Regions from separate parts of the Homo sapiens genome. Here region 1 is linked to region 2. Evidence: chromatin contacts called from ENCODE Hi-C or POLR2A ChIA-PET data. All regions are on one chromosome and are shown on one strand. The core of a region is the stretch at or near the end of the contact, and the rest is flanking DNA. Distances in the headings are between cores, read along the strand shown.

Region 1 (3,372 bases), core at 345-2,844, 100 kb before region 2:
AGGAAGACAGAAGTTATTTGTATTCTAGTGAATTATATTTAGTCTTTTTTTTCCTTTCCAATTTCAGGTGGGGGACTTTAACTGGGCTCCAGGGAAAATGAGACCAGGAAGCTACGGGCATCCTTCCTGGAGCTTACCTACAGGTGTATGGTTGTACATCCCTATCCAAAGTAACCGTACCCTAATTTTCAGCCCTTTTTATTTCCTACATTTTATTCATCACAGTTACTTTTCTTATGTGTTTGCCTATTCTCTTTCTTTCTCCTAGAACATACACATTTTTTTTCTTTTCTTTTCTTTTTTTTTTTTTTTTTTTTTGAGACAGAGTCTCACTCTGTTGCCCAGGCTGGAGTGCAGTGGTGCAATCTTGGTTCACTGCAACCTCCACATCCCAGGTTCAAGCAATTCTTGTGCCTCAGCCTCCAGAGTAGCTGGGACTACTGGCATGTGCCAACACGCCCGGCTAATTTTTGTACTTTTAGTAGAGCCGGGTTTTCACCATGTTAGCCAGGCTGGTCTCGAACTCCTGACCTCAGGTGATCTGCCCGCCTCGGCCTCCCAAAGTGCTGGGGTCACAGGCATGAGCCACCACGCCCTGCCATAGAATATACACTTTTAACAGGGATAACATTACCCCTGAGGGAGTGAAAGTTGATTCTTGGGAGCAAAAAGCCATTGATATTTCTGTGTATAATGCATGGATATAGACACAGTACATAAATATATACACGATATCTGTGGTATCAAAATTCCATGGTGGAGCAGTTAGGAAAGGAGTGTCTAAAAATGTTTCTTAGGGGGCAATAATGAAAAAATGGTAGAGAAACAATATTCTGGGAACTAAATTTCAGAAGGGCAGGGCCTACAGAATCCTTGCAGATTGCAGTCCCAGTGTTTGCCAATGTCCCGCACAGAGTTAGGGCATAGTAAAGGGTATAATGAATATTTTGAAGAATCAACTGTTCATCCACCTTTTTGACAACAAATCACATTTCACATAGTGTTGTCATTATTTTAAAGAAGGGAAAAGCGGAGAGTTGGGTAAAGGAAGCTATGAAGTGGAAATGTGTTTCTTTTTAAGGAAACTAGGCAGGTAGGGCAGGAATACCTATATATAAAAAATTAAGTTTTCAACTCAGAAGTGAAGTTGCTTCTCTATTTTTCCAGAAGCCTACTCTGTCACAATTGACTAGTGCTGACTTTTAGATATCTTTGTGCAAAATGCCTAATTTAGAAACTAGCATACAGCATTCAAATCAGAACTTTTCTATTATTCTGAAAATAGAATGTTTTGCCTAAAGTCCTTCGTAGGTATTATTACATCTTCCACATGAGGCCAGACCCAAATGTGATGAGCTCAAAGCCCTGACTGCCAAGAAGCGGGTGTGACATCTGGGAGAAGAGAAGTGCAATGGTTCCAGACATTTATTTCATAGTATCCATTCTTGGCCAGAGAGGGCCGGCCCCATGCCTGTCTCCTAATAGACTAATATTGGGCTCCTTTTAGGTCAGCGTTGGGACAGCTGACGCTAATTGAGACAGTAAGCATTTCTTGTGGTCTATTTCTATTTCCCCAGCACAAGACTTCTTCTTGCAGCTTCCTCTTATCATGCAAAGTCACAACATCTGAGAGTTTTTCAGAAACAAAAGAAATGCTACAGTTATGATCTGGTGTTAACTGACTTCTCCTGGACCCTGTACTTTAAGTGCCCATGGTCATACAGGAAAACTCCTTTTTGTTTTTTTGTCTTGTTTTGTATTTGAGACAGGGTCTCACTCTGCTGCCCAGGCTGTAGTGCAGTGGTGCAATCTCGGCTCGCTGCAACCCCCGCTTCCCGGGTTCAAGTGATGCTCCCACCTCAGCCTCCCATGTAGCTGGGACTACAGGTGTGTGCCACTGCACCTGGCTAGTTTTTGTATTTTTTGATAGAGAAGGGATTGCACAGTGTTGGCCAGGCTGGTCTCAAATTCCTGACCTCAAGTGATCTGCTCACCTCAGCCTCTCAAAGTGCTGGAATTACAGGTGTGAGCCACTGCGCCCAACCAGGAAACTCCTTTTAATATGAAGATCTTCAAGGGCATTCCATCCTCTAGTGTTGGTTTTATCCTCATCAGTGTCCTGTTCTATACACCTTAAGTGTCATGAGAGTCCCATAGGTTGGGTTAAGTAGACAGAAACACTCTTGACAGCATGTTATACCAAATAGAATTTCTACATATGAATTAGAAGTTTCTGAGCAAAGCAATAACAATAATAAAAGAATAGAAAATAAATATATTTAGAAAAAATTAAAAAATTATTCTGAAAGAGGCAGCTAAAGTGATTTAACAAAGAAGTATCTACAGATGAGGAATAAAAACATGTCCCCGTATTTCACCCATTTTAAGATGAACTACATGTTTGTAGAAATGATTACACAAGGATAAATTTCTTGGAAACATAGGAAAATATATTCCACTGGAGAACAGGAGATTTGGGGGAGGAGATTTTGACTGCAAGAAGGAAATGGAATTTGGAACACAGGAGGGTTGTTAGCCTTTGAAAGGGATCCACTCTTTCTTTGAGACTTTTGGAAAAGGAAAAAGTGATAGACACGGGGAAACACTCAGGTGAAAAGTTAGCCAGAGTTGTGATGATAGATATATCTTGATTTATCTCAAGAAGACCACTCTTGAAGTCTGGACTCAGTGAAGCCTGCATTCAGAATTATTTTCTGAGTCCATGTGAATGCTCCCCTGGAGCTGTTATTCCATCCTCTCCTTCATCATCCATGTTGTAAAATCCACGAGCCCTTATAGGCATGATGGTCAGGGTTGGCAGGTTGCTTCCAGTCAGTGGAAAAGAGCATGATCCTTAGTATACCTTGGTTGTACTAGCACCATACAAACTGCCCCACCACAGGAAGGTGACAGAGGTCATCAACTTTAATGACAGCAGTGAGGAGGAACTGAGAACTATGAGCTAGGAAGAATTTGAAACAGCCCGTGTGGGAAGTATATGTGGGAGTTCGTGTGCACTGATAAAGTGTTATTGACTTTCAGTAGTCAAAAGAAGAATGAAGGACATTTATACGGAGATTTTTAACCTAGGGAATTCAAACAATTATAGTGCACATTTTCAAGAAAGAATGAAGTAAAATTATGAAGTACAGTAGAGGCTCTCTGATAGACCTCCATTTAACCAAGTCTCCAGATTAGTTGATCCTCCCATTCTCTTGAAAATGTTCTGACAGACTGGGCGTGGTGGCCCACGCCTGTAATCCCAGCACTTTTGGAGGCTGAGGCAGGAGGATCCCTTGAGTCCTGGAGTTCAAGACCAGCCCGGGGAACATAGTGAGACCCCTTATCTACGAAAAGAAAAGAAAAGAATGT
Region 2 (3,777 bases), core at 893-3,392:
AATGAGAGTGGCTTCCTGGTTAAATTCAGCAGACACCTTGGCAATTGACAGCTCTCACATGGCCTTAAGGCAGAAAATTCTCTCTCTTTCTCTCTCTCTCTCTCTCTCTCTCTCTCTCTCCCCTTAAAACAACACAAATTTATTCTCTTACAGTTTTAGGGGTCAGAAATTTGAAATCGGTCTTATTGGGCTACAGTCAAGGCATAGGCTGGACTGCATCCTGCTGGAGGCTCTAGGGGAGAATCCATTTCCTTGCTTTTTTCAGCTTCCAGAAGCCACCTACATTCCTGGATTCATAGCTTTCCTCCTCTGTCTTCAAAGGGCATCACTCTTATTGCTGCGTCCATCAACACATCTTCTTCTTCCTTTGACCTTCTGTCCCCTGTCTTATAAGGACCCTTGTGATTACATTTATAGCTCACTAGATAACCCAGGATAATCTCATCTCAAGATCCTAAGTTCAGTTACACCTGCAAAGTCTCCTCAACTCAGTTACACCTGCAAAGTCTCCTTGGCTATATAAAGTAACATTCACGGGATCTGGCCATTTAAGATGTGAATATTTTAGGGGGAGGTTATTCAGTTTACCATAACCATCCATGGTCTGTTCCCACTTCCACACTTCCTCAGGTAGACTTCAAAATCTGTCTTTGTGAATCTTCCACTGCATACACCCTTAACACCCTTGCCCTGTCCCCTTTCTGTTATAAGCTTCACCCCTGTGTAACCTAGCCCTCCACCTCCTACATGTCTGCACCCAGGCAGCTCAACAAGTCTGGACTGAAACACAATTGTGCTAGTGGGTCCCACCTGACATTTTAAACCCCAGCTCTCAGGCAGGCTCTCAGTGCTAAGGCAGAATTCTTGACATAGGCAGGGCACAGACAGGCTGGGGTGAGGTAGAATAATTCAGGCTTGAGATAATTCACAAAGCCAATGAATGACAGATAGGAAGGGTTAAACAGGGGTAAGAAAATTCTACCTGGATTTAAAAAATGAATTTTGAGGAACATTTGCCCTGATTGTGAAGACTTTGTGTGTGAAGACTTCTTGGTGATGAAATTCTAAGGCAAAGTGAAAAAATTGTGCAGCCAGCCCAAAACAAAGGAATCAATTCTAAGTCTGCTAAGAAGCTTGTGGGAAAAGGTCTTGTAAGTACAGGGCTTAACTTAATGGGGGAAGACAGAAAATGGTAAGATAAACACAGAAGGAAAAAATGTAATGCCAGGTAGAGAAAAATGCTGATAAAGGCAAAATAGGAAAGTGGATGGAGAATGACAGGGATTGCTATTTTAGAAGGGGGGCCAGAGAGGGCTTCTCTGAAGTGATGGCTGTGAGTGGAGGATACAATGAAGGAGTGAGAAAGGAGATTGGCAGGCAGAGAGAACAGCAAGTGCAAAAACCCTCAAGGCAGGGTTTGCTTGGCAAGTTTAAGGAACAGCATGGAAGTCAGTGTAGCTGGAGCAGAGGGAGCATGGAAGGGAGTGATACGTGAAGTTGGAGGGGATTCCAGAGGTCACACCATGGAGGGGCTTTGAGGACTTCTCGTCATTGTTTGGCTGCTCCTTTGATGGGGGAGACATGCCCTTCTCCCTGTATCCACCGAGAGTCATACTGCATTCAGCAATAGCCTGCTCATGTGTTACCTCTGCCAAGAAGCCCACTGGTTTCTCCTAGAGGCATTACTGACAGGCCTCCTGCATTCTCCCCTGGCTCTGGGAGTATGTGATGGAAAACCAAGTGTTTTTCTTACACACCCAATATAGAATACGTCACCTCTGGTCACCAAAATGTGTGTGGGGATTTTTTTTCTCACACACCAAAAGCAATTTTCCAGTGAACACTGTTAAAGCAAACTAAATATGGGCTGAGAAGGACTCCGTAATTTTATATTTGAGACCTGGTGGATGAACTGTAACCTTATTAAGATAAGCAGACAAGTTGAAAACCTAACTTAGGACTATGTGCCTGTAACAATAGCTGAGTCTTGGCCAATCCCAGAGGCCATATTTCAACCACTCGTAGACTGCTAAGTGTTCAAACTGTGTTCAAATAAAGCAAACACCAATCTGTAACCAATCCAGCTGTTTCCGTACCTCACTTCTGATTTCTGTATGTCACTTCCCTTTTTTGTTTGTAAATTTGTTCTGACCACGAGGCACGCTTGTAGTCTCTCTGAATCTGCTGAGTCTGAGGGCTGTCCTATTCGCGAATCATTCATTGCTCAATTAAACTCCTTTAAATTTAATTCAGCTGAAGTTTTTCTTTTAACACCAGCAACTGGGTGTCCTATAATTTAATTCAATAATGACACTATCTACCTGGAATTAGAGTCAGATTCCACAGGTTAAGGGCTCAGTCCCACAAAACTGCCCTCCAACTTCAGATGCCCATCACAATTAGTAGGTCACCTATACTTGTGACCAAACAGCTGTAAATCAGAATTCCTCCTCCTTGAGTTTGATTAATTTGCTAGAGAGGCTTACAGAACTCAGGGAAACAACCTACTTAATCTACGCATTTATTATAAACGATATTACAAAAGATACAGATGAAGAGCCAGATGGAAGAGATGCATACATAGGGCAAGGCGTGTGGGAAGGGACACAGAGCTTCCAGGCCATTTCTGGGTAGGAGTCTCTACCTATTCAGCCACCTGGAAGCTCTCTATACCATGGTCCCTTTGGATTTATATTGAAGCTTCATTACATAGGTGTAATTGATTACATTTCTGGTCATCGAGGATCCATTTAACCTTCAGCCCCTCTTGCGTTCTCTGAGATCAGGGAATGGGGCTTAAAGTTTCAGCCTTTAGTCATATGGTTGGTTCCCCTGGCAAACAGCCTCCATCCTGAGGCTATCCAGAAGCCCACCGAAAGTTGCCTCACTAGAACAAAAGATGCTCTTATTACCCAGGAAGTTCTAAAGGATTTAGGAGCTCTGTGTCAGACACTCGTATCACTCAGGAAATTACAAAGGTTTTAGATGCTCTGTGTCAGGAACTAGGGTCAAAGACCAAATATTAGAACAAAAGATTCTCCTAGCATCTCTATCTACAAGATAGAGCACTTCTATCAAAGCAGGAACAGAGACCAAATACATGTTTCTAACTAGATTGTGGTATTGCAAGTACCTTACCTTGGGGGAAGCTATCACTTCTCAAGATCACAGTCTTTGTATAGGACAAAGTTACCTTCCCATGAGAGTTGAAATGATCCATCCCTTCCCAAGCCCCAGTATCTGAGTCACCACCATGTAATAGGATCTTTTAGAGGATTTGCTTTTTCCTCTTATATTTGAAAAACAATTTTGCTTCCTTCTCCATTGTCTGGTTCTGTTTACATCTTATATTTTTGCCTTTTTATATAATTCACATTCTTGGCATTTGGGGTGGTAAGGAGTTCACAAGTATAGGAGGGGTCAGGGAGGAGGAGGGGTGAGAGAAGAGGGAGGAGCTTGGACAAAGAAGCTGAGAGCATAAGATCAAAAGAAGAGTAAAGAAACAAAATAGAAAAAAGAAGGGGCAGTCTGATCCCTGGGAAATCAGCTCTCACACCATTGCTGTCCATGGGAGTGGGACTCCTTGACTCCTGCCTGCTGTAGCTAAAATGACAGAGGGCTGGGGGGCTCATATTTGAGGATACGAAGGGTAAAAATGAGCCTCATGTTTTAAATGCAGTCATTAAAATGGTTAACATTAAGGACTAAAAAGGCAAAACCCAATGTTAACAATAACAATAATAAAGATAATATATAACTTTTTTTAATGGATCTCAT

Evidence for each region. Hi-C counts contacts between places; a loop is a spot of excess contacts on that map. ChIA-PET counts read pairs that join two places held with the same protein, here RNA polymerase II (POLR2A). Pooled maps may share reads with other maps.
Region 1: a pooled map shows a loop between it and region 2 (3-fold over the local background). The contact joins two enhancer-like sites. A Hi-C loop is called at or near these places in 1 of 50 pooled maps. POLR2A ChIA-PET finds 5 or more read pairs at or near these places in 2 of 52 experiments (OCI-LY7 and activated CD8-positive, alpha-beta memory T cell).

Annotation. Positions count from the first base shown.
Region 1 is chr6:47,437,378-47,440,749 of GRCh38, reverse strand. No RefSeq gene overlaps it. Among named protein-coding and RNA genes, the nearest start is that of CD2AP, 39 kb to the left of the region's middle. Within about 2 kb of position 1,594, at least 2 of the 41 ENCODE cell types and tissues checked have a DNase peak (open chromatin) inside an H3K27ac peak, as active enhancers do; they include OCI-LY7, where a contact is called at or near this core.
Region 2 is chr6:47,334,001-47,337,777 of GRCh38, reverse strand. No RefSeq gene overlaps it. Among named protein-coding and RNA genes, the nearest start is that of TNFRSF21, 26 kb to the right of the region's middle. Within about 2 kb of position 2,142, at least 3 of the 41 ENCODE cell types and tissues checked have a DNase peak (open chromatin) inside an H3K27ac peak, as active enhancers do; they include OCI-LY7, where a contact is called at or near this core.